Regions from separate parts of the Homo sapiens genome. Here region 1 is linked to region 2. Evidence: read pairs that join two places in POLR2A ChIA-PET (ENCODE). Cell type or tissue: B cell. All regions are shown on one strand. Each heading gives the region's core, and the rest is flanking DNA. Links, peaks and the distances in the headings are about the cores only.

Region 1 (5,845 bases), core at 270-5,269, 160 kb after region 2:
CTAATGTTAGTCTAGTTTCCAGGCAAGAAGGAAGTCTGCTTTGGGAAAGGGCTGCTACCATCTTTGTTTAAACTATAAACTACAAAATAGGTTTCTCCCAAAGTTAGTTCAGCCTACACCCAGGAATGAACAAAGACAGCTTGGAGGTTAGAAGCAAGATGGAATCACTTAAGTTGGATCTCTTTCACTGTCTCAGTCATAATTTCGCAAAGGTGGTTTCATTCCTGCTAGCATTCATCTGTGCAAGCTTCCAGCTTGCAGGCTGCTCTTTGTTAGAATATGATTTGGGGCTGCTTTTCGTTAAAAAGAAAAGCCTTGGTCAGGCATGGTGACTCACACCTGTAATCCCAGCACTTTGGGAGGCTGAGGTGGGTGGATCATGAGGTCAGGAGATCAAGACCATCCTGTCCAAAATGGTGAAACCCTGTCTCTACTAAAAATACAAAAATTAGCTGGGTGTGGTTGTGCGCACCTGTCATCCCAGCTACTTGGGAGGCTGAAGCAGGAGAATCGCTTGAACCTGGGAGGCAGAGTTTGCAGTGAGCTGACATTGTGCCACTGCACTCCAGCCTGGCGAAAGAGCGAGACTCTGTCTCAAAAAAAAAAAAAAAGAAAAAGAAAAAAGAAAAGCCTTACCGATGACTCCCATGCCCTTGCTATCTGCCTAAGTAATTTCTTCTTAACTCCTATATTGATAGGTCCGTTGCCCACTGTGCCTGGCGAGTCAGTATGCAGAGACAACAGGTTACAGCAGAGAAAGAGGTTTAATTGTAAGGCACCGAACCAGGAGATAGGAGGAAACCTCAAATTTATTTTCCCAAGAAATTTCGGGCTAGTGTTTTAAGAGCTTTGGAGTGGGCTGAAGTATGGAGATTGCTGGTTTGTCGAAGAGTGCAGGGTGAAGTCACGGGACAGGAAGATAAACTGTATTCTCATGCTGATTCCTTTCTTCTGTGGGAGTCTTCAAACTGGTCAGCGGGCATGCCTGTAATACCAGCACTTTGGGAGGTCGAGGCGGTTGGATCACCTGAGGTCAGGAGTTCGAGACCATCCTGGCCAACATGGTGAAACACTGTCTCTACTAAAAATACAAAAAACTAGTGTGGTGGCGGGCACCTGTAATCCCAGCTACTTGGGAGGCTGAGGCATAAGAATTGCTTCAACCCAGGAGGCAGAGGTTGCAGTGAGCTGAGACTGCGCCATTGCACTCCAGCCTGGGCAACAAGAGCAAAACTCTGTCTCAACAAACAAACAAACAAACAAACAAAAAAGCCATATGATTCTAACATCAGAAATCCTATCAACAGGAACAATGGGGATGCCAGTGATCATTATCTAGTGACTTACGGTTGCCAAGGAAGTCAGTGAAAGTACAGCCTGATTAGTGCTTCATTATAACCATATTTCTGTCCAGGATTCTTGTTAATCCTTTGAGGACAGCTTCAGTAATACTACAGAGTGTTTGAAATCAGCACCAATTTTGAGAACTTTGGCCTATCCAAAGTTAGGCAGGCCTGTGGGTCTTCATTTAGAAATTTACCAAACTGGGCCGGGCGTGGTGGCTCACTCCTGTAATCCCAGCACTTTGAGAAGCCGAGGCAGGTTGATCATGAGGTCGGGAGTTCAAGAACAGCCTAGCTAACATGGTGAAACCCCGTCTCTACTAAAAATACAAAAAAATTAGCCAGGCCTGGTGGCGGGCGCCTGTAATCCCAGCTACTCAGGAGGCTGAGGCAGGAGAATTGCTTGAACCCGGGAGTTGGAGGTTGCAGTGAGCTGAGATGTTGCCATTGCATCCAGCCTGGGTGACAGAGTAAGACTCCGTCTCAAAAAAAAAAAAAAAAGAAAAAAAGAAAAAAGAAAAGAAAAGAAATTGACCAAACTTGGCCGAGAGAGGCTTCAGAGTGACTCCTCATGGCAAAAGTGGGTCACATAAGGAAGACAGGACAGGTGTTTGTTCCTTTAGTAATCCCTCCAGTGTCTGACAACCAAATCGTTTTTCACATTGCTACCGAATATATCCTAAAATGTGAGTTTGATCATGCCTCTCTCCTTCTCAAAAACCCACAGTAGCTCCCTATTGCCGACAGAGTACAAACATGAATCCATTTGGCATGAGATGTCCTCCATTCCAGAGCCCCTAACTTCCTTTCCAGCCTCATCTGCCACCTCCTTCCCCAACACTCTTGCACTCCTGGACATGCCGCGTGCCGCTGCAACTTAGGTCTTCTCCATCTATTCTTTAGCCCCAGCCACGCCCTAAATGCTTCCTCTTTTGTAACCCTGCCCCCACCCTGATCCTTTTGGTCAGAATTAATCTCTTCTTCCTCAATGCTGTCACAGCAAATAGCAGGTAAGCCTTCTCAGGCCTTGTGTTGCCCTGCCTTGGATTACTGTGAGGTGTTTACGAGTCATTTCCACCACAGACAACAAATACCGCAGGGGCATTGGCCGTGAACTCACTTTTGTGTAGGGCAGAAATCCAGACTTCTGTTTACAGGAAATATACCCTGTCTGTGTGCTGTATCCTTCCTGGGCCTCTGCTTCTCTATCCTTTTTATAACAGTGTTTCCTAAAACAGGATTGGAGGAACTGTTAAAGTCACTCCTGTTTCTGATGGCAGTGTGAGTTCTCAATCTACACAGGATGACGTGAAAGAAAAGATCAAGAACTACTGCTTGGCAGCCACACTTCTTGAACAAGGAGCTCCATTTCACCTGCCATTGCCTCAACCCACTGAAAATGGGATTTGGTCCCTACTGAGCTGTCCAAATTCCTTCCTCCAAGGCGATCCCTCAAGAGCAAAGGCCTAGCACATGGCTGAGCACTTGACACCACCAGCAGTGTTTGCTTTGTCAGTTTTCAAACTTTGTCCTTCTCTAGCACTCTCCTCTTGCCCCTCTGGCTGTCCCTGTCTAAATCTCCTGCACTGGAGCATCTCCCTGAGCCCAGCTCACATTGGCAATATTCTTTGCTTCATCCTGGTACACTGTCCCCAGACAACTCAGTCACTTGTGGGGCTTTGGTTGCTGCCTAAATGCAGAAGAACTTGGTCTACATGCTAGGTCTTTCTGTGCTCCAGATCTTTCTGGGCTGCCTGCCTAACTGGATGCCCAAAACACTTCAATTTCTCCCCTAACTGAGGCTTTGGTGAGGAGAAATATTGACTCCAACTCTATCCCAGTGCTTTACTGTGGGCAGAGTATAGACCTAGCCCCTTGATTTGGGGCTTAGCCGTGTGACTTCCTTTGGCCAGTAATGAGGGTAGGGGATGGAAGTAGGAGTGTGCCACAGCTGAACCTCTGGCATGGCAGTGAGAAGAGCTTCCCCTGGCAAGCTGCTGCCTCCCGTATCTGGGCCCAGAATGAGCACACATGGAGCCAAGCCAAGCTGCCCTCACCAACCCACAGACATAAAGCAAGAGGCAGGGCAAGCCCAGTGTGGTGGCTCACGCCTGTAATCCCAGTGCTTTGGAGGACTAAGGTGGATGGATTCCTTGACCCCAGGAGTTCAAGATCAGCGTGGGCAACATAGTGAGACTTCATTGCTACAAAAAATAAAATATATTTGCCAAGCATGATGGTGCACACCTGTAGCCCCAGCTCCCTGGGAGACTGGGGTAGGAGGATTGCTAAAGCCTGGGCTGAGTCAAAGCTGCAGATCCATGCAGAGCCATGATAGTGCTACCGCACTCTGACCTGAGTGACAGAGCGAGAGCTTGTCTCAAAAAAAAAAAAAAAAAAAAAGGAAAAGAAAAGAAAATGAAAAAAGGAAAGAAAGAAAGGAAAAAAAAAAAAAGAAACACTGCAGCTTCCACTCCTGCAGACTGAACAGAGCCACTGGCCCCCCAATCTGTGAGAATAAAGAACTGTGGTTTTAAGCCACTGGATGTCGGGTGGTTTGTTACACAGCATTATTATAGCAAAAACTAAACAATACAATCTTGCATAGAGTTGAATGCATAAAACCTCAATATACAAATTAAGATTAGTTGTGCACATCACCACCAAGGTCAGGAAATTAATCATTGCTGAATGCCCCAGGAGCCTCCATGTGCCCCTCCTGATCACCACCTCCTCCTTCACCCATAGAGGTAATCAAAATTTCCTTCCTTCCTTGCTTCCTTTCTCTCTCCTTCTTTTTTCCTTCCTTCCTCTCTTTCTTTCTCCTTCCTTCCTTCTTCTTTTCTTTCTTCTTTCTTTCTGTCTCTCTCTTTCTCTCTTTCTTTTCATTCCTTCCCTCCCTCCCTCCCTCTTTCCCTCCTTCTTCCCTTCCTCTCTTCCTTCCTTCTTTTCTTTCTTTCAACAGAGTCTTGCTGTGTCATCCAGGCTGGAGCCCTGTGGCACAATCTTGGCTCACTGCAATCTCCGCCTCCCTGGTTCAAACAATTCTCCTACCTCAGCCTCCCAAGTAGCTGGGACCACAGGTGTGCACACAACCATGCCCAGCTAATTTTTTTTTTCTTTTTTGTAGAGACGGGTTTTCACCATGTTGACCAGGCTGCTCTAGAACTCCTGGCCTCAGGTGATCCACCTGCCTCGGCCTCCCAAAGTGCTGGGATTACAGGCATCAGCCACCCGCAACTGGCCTAATTTTTTACTTTTCTTTATAGCATATTGTACATATATGCATCTCTAAATTTGATAGTTTGCTTTTCATTGTTTAATTTCAATTTTTACTTTTTGTGGGTACATAGTAAGTGTATATATTTATGGGGTACAGAATATATTTTGATACAGGCATACAATGCATAATAATCACATCAAGGTAAATGGGGTATCCATCACCTCAAGCATTTATGCTTTCCTGTGTTACAAACAATCCCATTTTAGTTGTTATTAAATGTACAATAAATTATTATTGGCCGGGTGCGGTGGCTCATGCTTGTAATCCCAGCACTTTGGGAGGCGAGGCGGGCAGATCACGAGGTCAGGAGATCGAGACCATCCTAGCTAACACGGTGAAACCCCGTCTCTACTAAAAAAAAAAAAAAGAAAAAGAAGAAAAAATTAGCTGGGCGTGGTGGTGGGCGCCTGTAGTCCCAGCTACTCGGGAGGCTGAGGCAGGAGAATGGTGTGAACCTGGGAGGTGGAGCTTGCAGTGAGCCAAGATCATGCCACTGCACTCCAGCCTGGGCGACAGAGCAAGACTCCATCTCAAAAAAAAAAAAATTATTATTGACTGTAGCTACCCCATTGTGCTATCAAATACTAGATCTTATTCATTCTATCTAATTATTTTTTGTGCCCATTAACCATTTCCCTTCCATCCCCCACTACCCTTTCCAGCCTCTGGCCATGAGCTTGTTTTAATTGTTAGCTCCTACAAATAAGTGAGGACATGGCCAGGGATGGTGGCTCACGCCTGTTGTCCTTTTGGAGGCTGAGGCCAGCAGATCACTTGAGCCCAGGAGTTGGAGACCAGCCTGGGCAACATGGTGAAACCCCATCTCTACAAAAAATACAAAAAAGTTAGCCGGGTGTGGTGGGAAACACCTGTAGTTCCAGCTTCTTGAGGGGCTGAGGCAGGAGGATCACCTGAATACAGGAGGCTGAGGCTGCAGTGAACTGTGATTGCGCCACTGCACTCCACCTGGGTGACAAAGTGAGACCCTGTCTCAAAAAAAAAAAAAAAAAAAAAGTGAGAACATACAAAGTTTGTCTTTCTGTGCCTGGCTTATATCACTTAATGAAATAATGGCCTCCAGCTCCATTCATGTTGTTGCAAATGACAGGATCTCCTTCTTTTTTTATGGCTGAATAGTACTCCCTTGTGTATATGTACTGTATTTTCTTTATTCATTCATCTGCTGATAGCAACTTAAGTAGCTTCCAAATCTTGGCTA
Region 2 (5,845 bases), core at 342-5,341:
AGGAGCTCAGTTGCAAGATCCTAACACCCCTGTATCCCCCATGGTAAGTGTGAGCGGAGATCCCCATTCCCTGTGGGTTCCCTTCCCTGGGGGCAGGCAGCGATGCGGGCTGGAGGGTGGGTTGGGAGAACAGCTGAATGCTCATTCTCTGGAATGGAATCTAGACCGGGGTGACGGGTGTCGGGTAGGGGAGCTGGAGGGCAGCCAAGGCCAAGTCCAGGCATGAGCCTGGGTGGGCCTGTCCCTCCTGCACCCAGTTCTCCATTGCTGCCTCCTGCTGGGCGCTGCAACCCAAGGACAGAGAGGACGTGGAACCTGCCCACCCGATCTTGGGCCTGATATTGGTCAGTGGAGCCAGAAATGTCAACAATCTGCTAGGAAGCCCTGTGCCAGGCGCTCTAAAGGGCTGTGCCAAATGGCAGGGGCTCAGAGCATCAGGCTGGGAGAGATCATGAAGGAGAAGTGGGCATCTGAACACCAGCACAGGAAGGAAGGGCAACCAAGTAAGGGGAACAGCGTGTACAAAGGCGCAGAGGTATAAGACCTGGAATCTGGCCTCTGTTCTCCACCTCCAAGGTGACCACAAGGGCTGAGCCCCATCACCCCTCGCCTGGATGGCTGCAGTGTCCTCTGCTCTCCTTTTCCACTTCGACTCCTGCCCGCCAGTCATTCCCAGTAGGGGCAGCTTTCCAAGATGCAAGCCGGGCGTGTCCCTTCTCTGAGTGCCTGCATGCCTGCCTCGGCTATCTATGCCATGAGCTTGGCATTCAGGGTCAAGTGCCCTCTGCCTGAACGCTCTTTGCCAGATGTCCCTGTGGCGAGACCTCTCCCCTCCTCCCTGTCCCTGCTCACACGTCAGCCTGTCAATACTGCCCACCCTACCACCTATTTAGAAACTGCCGCCCCTGCCTGGCCGCCCCCCTCCCCTCCCCTGTCCCCACCCTGAGGGGCTTTTCATTGTTCTTTTGCCCATCTTCTGTAATGTACTTATTTGTTATTTTAATTGCTTGCTGTTTCCTTTGCTGGAAGGAACATCAGCTCCAAGAGGGCAGGAAGCTCTCTAGAGCCTGCATTGCTACAAGGGCAATGCCATCTTCAAGCAAAACTGTCTGATGACCGATGCTTGACCCTGAATGCCAAGCTCATGGCATAGATAACCTCCTCTTGTAGACGCTTATCTAACCTCCAGTGGTCACCAGGTTCATAAGAACCACCTGCATGGGGTTCACCCTAAAAGCTTGCTATATAGAGGGTTCTTTCTAGAGGGCGTGTGAGGGGATGTCCCAACTCTTGGCTGCCTGAGACATGGTTTTTTTGTTTGTTTTTGAGAGAGTCTTGCTCTGTTGCCCAGGCTGGACTGCAAAGGCACAATCTCAGCTCACTGCAACCTCCGCCCCTGCGAGTTCAAGTGATTCTCCTCCCTCAGCCTCCCAAGTAGCTGGGATTATGGGCACCTGCCACCACACCCAGCTAATTTTTGTTTTTTTTTTTTTTTTTTTTTTTTTTTTTTTTTAGTAGAGACGGGGTTTCACCATGTTGGCCAGGCTGGTCTCGAACTCCTGACCTCAAGTGATCCGCCCACCTCAGCCTCCCCAAGTGCTGGAATTACAGGCGTGAGCCACCGCACCCGGCCCTGAGACATGGCTTCTGTTTATGAGTCCCTGTTAAGTGTTTCCTTCTGAGAAACTGGATCTGTTAGCTTCTTTCCCTCAGCCTTTGGGGGTAGGTTTGCATAGACCTGCTCACCGCAGGCACTGCTGTTTGTGAGTCTGCAGTAGGTGCTCCAGAAATTCTCACTGTGTGCGTGAAGGCTGGGGAAGGGAGGAAGGGCATGGGACGTGGACAGAAAGGCTCAGGGACCCTGGGGGCTCAGCATGAGGCTGACCTGGACAAGGGTAGGCATAGGCCCTGGGGAAGCCACCAGAACAGAGGGGCCGGGCTGCAGCCTCACCTGACGATGTCCACCAGCGCGGTGAGGAAGGGCTTCACTTCGTAGCTGAGGCCGTGCTTGGCACACAGCGACTTGACCAGCGGGGCCACCCGGCTGTAGTTGTGTCTCGGCATCCTGGGGAAGAGGCTGGGGGTGGGGAGCGTATGCTGGCACCTGAAGTGGGAGATTCCAGAGAGAGGCCCCACCCACGGGTCCCCTCCCAGGATCCCCTCCCAGGACCCCCTCCCCACCTCCCACTGGCCCCCAGCACCCACACTCACTGGTGCTCGATCTGGAAGTTGAGGTGCCCGCTGAACCAGTTGGTGAAAAGTGAGGGCTCCACGTTGCAGGTGGCTGCCAGCTGCCGGAAGCCGGCGGGGCACATGTGAGGAGGCCGTTGCAGATCCCTGACCCCACGGCACCATCCCCCACCTGGCAGCCCCGTCAGGGCCTCATCCCTGCTTTGCCATCTGGCTCCTAGCTGGGACCCCCCACCCCACCCAGGATGGGCCCCACCCCTGCTGCCCACCTGAGAGCTGACCCAGTCCCGGTGCTTCTCGTGGCCGATCTCCTTGGGGATGTGGTTCATCTGTGTGATCCACACGAACCAGTGGCTTTCCAGGACCCTGTGGGGAGGCTCGGGCACTGCCCTAGGTCCAGCTCACCACTTAGGCACCCTGAGTGGAGGCTGGAGAGCAGCTGTCCCCAAGTGGCCTTGACTTCCTTATCTGTACAATAGGATTGTGGCCATCGCCCCCTTGCCAGTGTTTAAAGAATCTGAATGGAGCAGTGTCCACTGTGAGGCTGAGTCCAGAGCAGCTCCGACACCCACCGGGCCACTTACAAGCCAGGCCACGCTCCCTAAACCCACCGACCCTGGGCTCCTGCCACGCTTGTGTTTATGTGATTCCACCAGCAAGCCAGGGAGGCAGTACCACTGGCCCCATTCTGCAGACGGGAAAAGGGAAGCTCTGGTGGGGGGCTGCAGTGGGGGTCACCTGTCGCCTGTGTGTGACCTCGCCACTCCCTGCCATACCTGACAGCAACAAAGAAGAGCAGCACCCCAGGGACGCCGTAGAAGGGGAGGTAGGATAAGAAGAAGCGGGCATAGAAGCTGGCGGCCCAGAGCAAATCCTGCAGAGGAGGGCAGAGGCGATACCGAGAGGTCTCCAGGTGCCCGGAGGTCTGGAGGCCTGGTGGGTGGGAGGAGGACCTCAGGCATCCAACCCTTCTGCCTGATTTGCCTCAGAGCCCAGGACAGGCCACCACCCTCTCTGGTTTTCTCAGCTGAGTAAAGGAACAGGGTCCTTGCCCTGCCAGCTCACGAGGCTGATTTTAGTGACGAAGGTGTCATGCAGGGTGTGTTGGGGAAGACCCTGCCAGGGACACAGATGCCTGGCAGAGTCAGCCCAGCAACTCCTCCTGGGAAGACACCCTCACCGAGAGAGACCCACACCCCCCCTGTTCCTCAACCCCCCCCCACCACACGTACAGTCACGGGCACACTCGCTCTCCTGCTGCGCGCACACATGTGAGCCACACTGTTGCACGCATACATGTGAGCCACACTGTTGCACGCACATGTGCACCCTGTTTGCCTTCATGGGCAGGTACTGTCCCCCGAGGCACCACCTCCTGCCACGGCAGCCGTATGCCCGGGGTCCTGGGCAACCCCACTCACCGCCCACTGCATGCACACCAGCATGTACGCCAGATTTTCCACTTCAAAGTTCACCAGGGTGAGCAGCGGCGGGCCGACTGCAAGAAGGGGCATGAGAGTGTTCAGGAGTGGGGCTGGGCTGCCAAGGTGAGTGGGCGCCAGAGTGAGGGGCTCTGTTACTCCAGGAATGCCCCTGGGACGTTGGTGCTGGTCACATCCAGCTGAATGACCCCATATCACCCCCAATTCTGTGTCCAAGCCTCCCCAGGCTGCCCTTACCCCACCACCTCCCACCACCCTTCACCGCAAGTCAGGGCCAGACTTGAGTCCTCACTCTGTCCGCCCCAACAACTGCCCAAAGACTCTAGGGCTCCGGACCACTCTAGTGAGGGCAAGAAGAAATTCTACGTGGGGCTTGGGGAAGCTCCCAGCAGGGCTGTGATGGCCCGTGGCTGCAAGGTGTCCCAGGCACGGGAGACAGCTGGGGCAAAGGCATGCTGCTGGGAGAGTGTGTACAGACTGCAGAGGCTGGGAGGATGCCATGACCAGGGAGACCTGACAGACGTGCCCCGCCCCAGGAAGTGGCTGGGAGTGGTCCAGGACAGCAGGGAGGACAGTGCAGGCCCAGGCACTCCCCCACCCCAGAAGGACAGATGGACACTCACTCAGGAAGAAGTACAGGTGCTGCTGGTTGTAGGGTAGGTATCTGCGTTTCTTCTTGCCATACTGTGGAGACAGGCGGCGGCTGGAGACAGCAGCTCTCCAGGCCACCTCCTTCTCCCGGGCAAGGTCACGGGGCTGGCTGGGGCCAAGGGTCAAAGGCAACTCTAGATTCTAGCAAGCGGGCTGGTCGTCCCCAGCAGGTTGGGAGGTGGGAAGGAAAGACACGGGGGCAGAGCTTGGCCCAGCCAGAGTGGAGGCCAGATCAGGGGCTAGGTCAGGGGCAGAGTGGGGACCCAGTGCATTAGCTCCCCCTCAGCTGCAGGCCCAGCCAGAGGTTGTCCACGTCCCTCCCCACCCACCTCGACGGATGACTCCCCCAGGAGGAAGACGGGCGCCACCGTCACGTCTGGGTCTTTGTGGAAGATGTTGGGCTTGGCGTGGTGCTGGAAGTGGCGGAAGTTCCACCAGTGGGCGGAGAAGCCCTGTGGAGGAGGAGGGGGCTCTCAGGGCAGGCTGTGCCCCCGACTGTGCCCACACACTTGGGCAGACCCAGCGCCACCCAGCACCTGGCTGACCACCCACCCCACCCTCACCTTTAGCTGCCCCATCACGAACTTCTGGGCCACGTGGTTCCACCAGGACTTCTTGAAGATGGAGGCATGGCCCAGGTCATGCTGCAGACACCAGGACTGAGCCTGGGGAGAGAGGCAGGGTCAGAAGCTGTTGGGAAGGACGGAGCCCGCCAGGGCCTGGGGCCCCAGTGAATCCTTTCAGCTTGCAGGGTACCCCCGTGCTAATGCTCCATTTCAAGACCCTTGTGGGCCAGTGTCCTCTTTTTACAGATGAGAACTGAGTCCCAGGGAGGTGGAGGGGCTCGTAAGTGTCATGAAGCTGCAGGGCAGCAGCCTCTGGCTCAGTGGCCCTGTGCTTGATCGGAATCTGTTCAAGAAGGAACTTCTTGGCTCATCTGGAATGCAGCTTGACCCACAGACATGCCTGATGGGCCTTCAGACTGTTCACTCATTCATCTGTTTATTCATCCATTCATCCTTTCATAGGTCCATTCATTCATTTAGCAAATATGTTCACAATGCCCAGATGCATGGGGGCCCACGTCTGTTGGGCAGTTAAGGTGGCTGCAACACAGAACTGGGGTCACCTGAGAGATGGCCAGGATGAAGGCGGCCAGGGCACTGGGCACCCAGCCAGGACCCAGGAGGTAGATAAGGAGCCAGGCCAGCACCTCCATGGCCAGGATGTGGCCCAGTAGGAAAGCAAAGAAGGTGGGACTGGCATCAAACAGCTTCATGTCCTCGGCTGCCTGGTGCAGGGCTCGGAAGTCCTCGACCAGCTGCGCCTGCCATAGCAGAGGGGCCGATCAGCCAAGGAAGAAATTCCTCCCCACCCCCATTCTCCTGGAGCCCCAGCCGCTCCTCCCATCGCCAGGCCCAAGGGGTGTGGGCAAAGAGGAATGAAGTGACAAGAGTACCCAGCCCGGGGTGTGAGCTGGAGCACTGGCTGGTGGTGAAGCCTCCTCTCCCTCCCAAAAGGTATGGGGTGGGTAAGACGCTACAGCCAGGAGAGAAATCAGT

The links. Peaks named below come from ENCODE experiments on the same cell type or tissue, not always from the same donor. Only the 100,000 strongest peaks of a DNase experiment are listed, where the experiment ranks them.
Region 1: POLR2A ChIA-PET joins it to region 2 with 6 read pairs; 3 of 35 experiments call an interaction of 5 or more read pairs at or near these places.

What each region holds. Positions count from the first base shown.
Region 1 is chr11:62,031,327-62,037,171 of GRCh38, forward strand. No RefSeq gene overlaps it. Among named protein-coding and RNA genes, the nearest start is that of LINC02733, 48 kb to the right of the region's middle. RefSeq lists an enhancer at 1-152. In B cell, for the core only: no CTCF peak of the experiment used is centred there; a DNase peak (open chromatin) is centred at 2,275.
Region 2 is chr11:61,873,900-61,879,744 of GRCh38, forward strand. FADS3 (fatty acid desaturase 3) reads right to left here. Exons shown (of 12, transcript NM_021727.5): 3 at 5,413-5,610; 4 at 4,847-4,948; 5 at 4,613-4,735; 6 at 4,256-4,316; 7 at 3,612-3,688; 8 at 2,967-3,064; 9 at 2,460-2,556; 10 at 2,212-2,291; 11 at 1,952-2,077. MIR6746 (microRNA 6746) reads right to left here and starts at 4,379; the gene lies at 4,317-4,379. RefSeq lists enhancers at 778-1,326, 5,268-5,845. In B cell, for the core only: no CTCF peak of the experiment used is centred there; no DNase peak of the experiment used is centred there.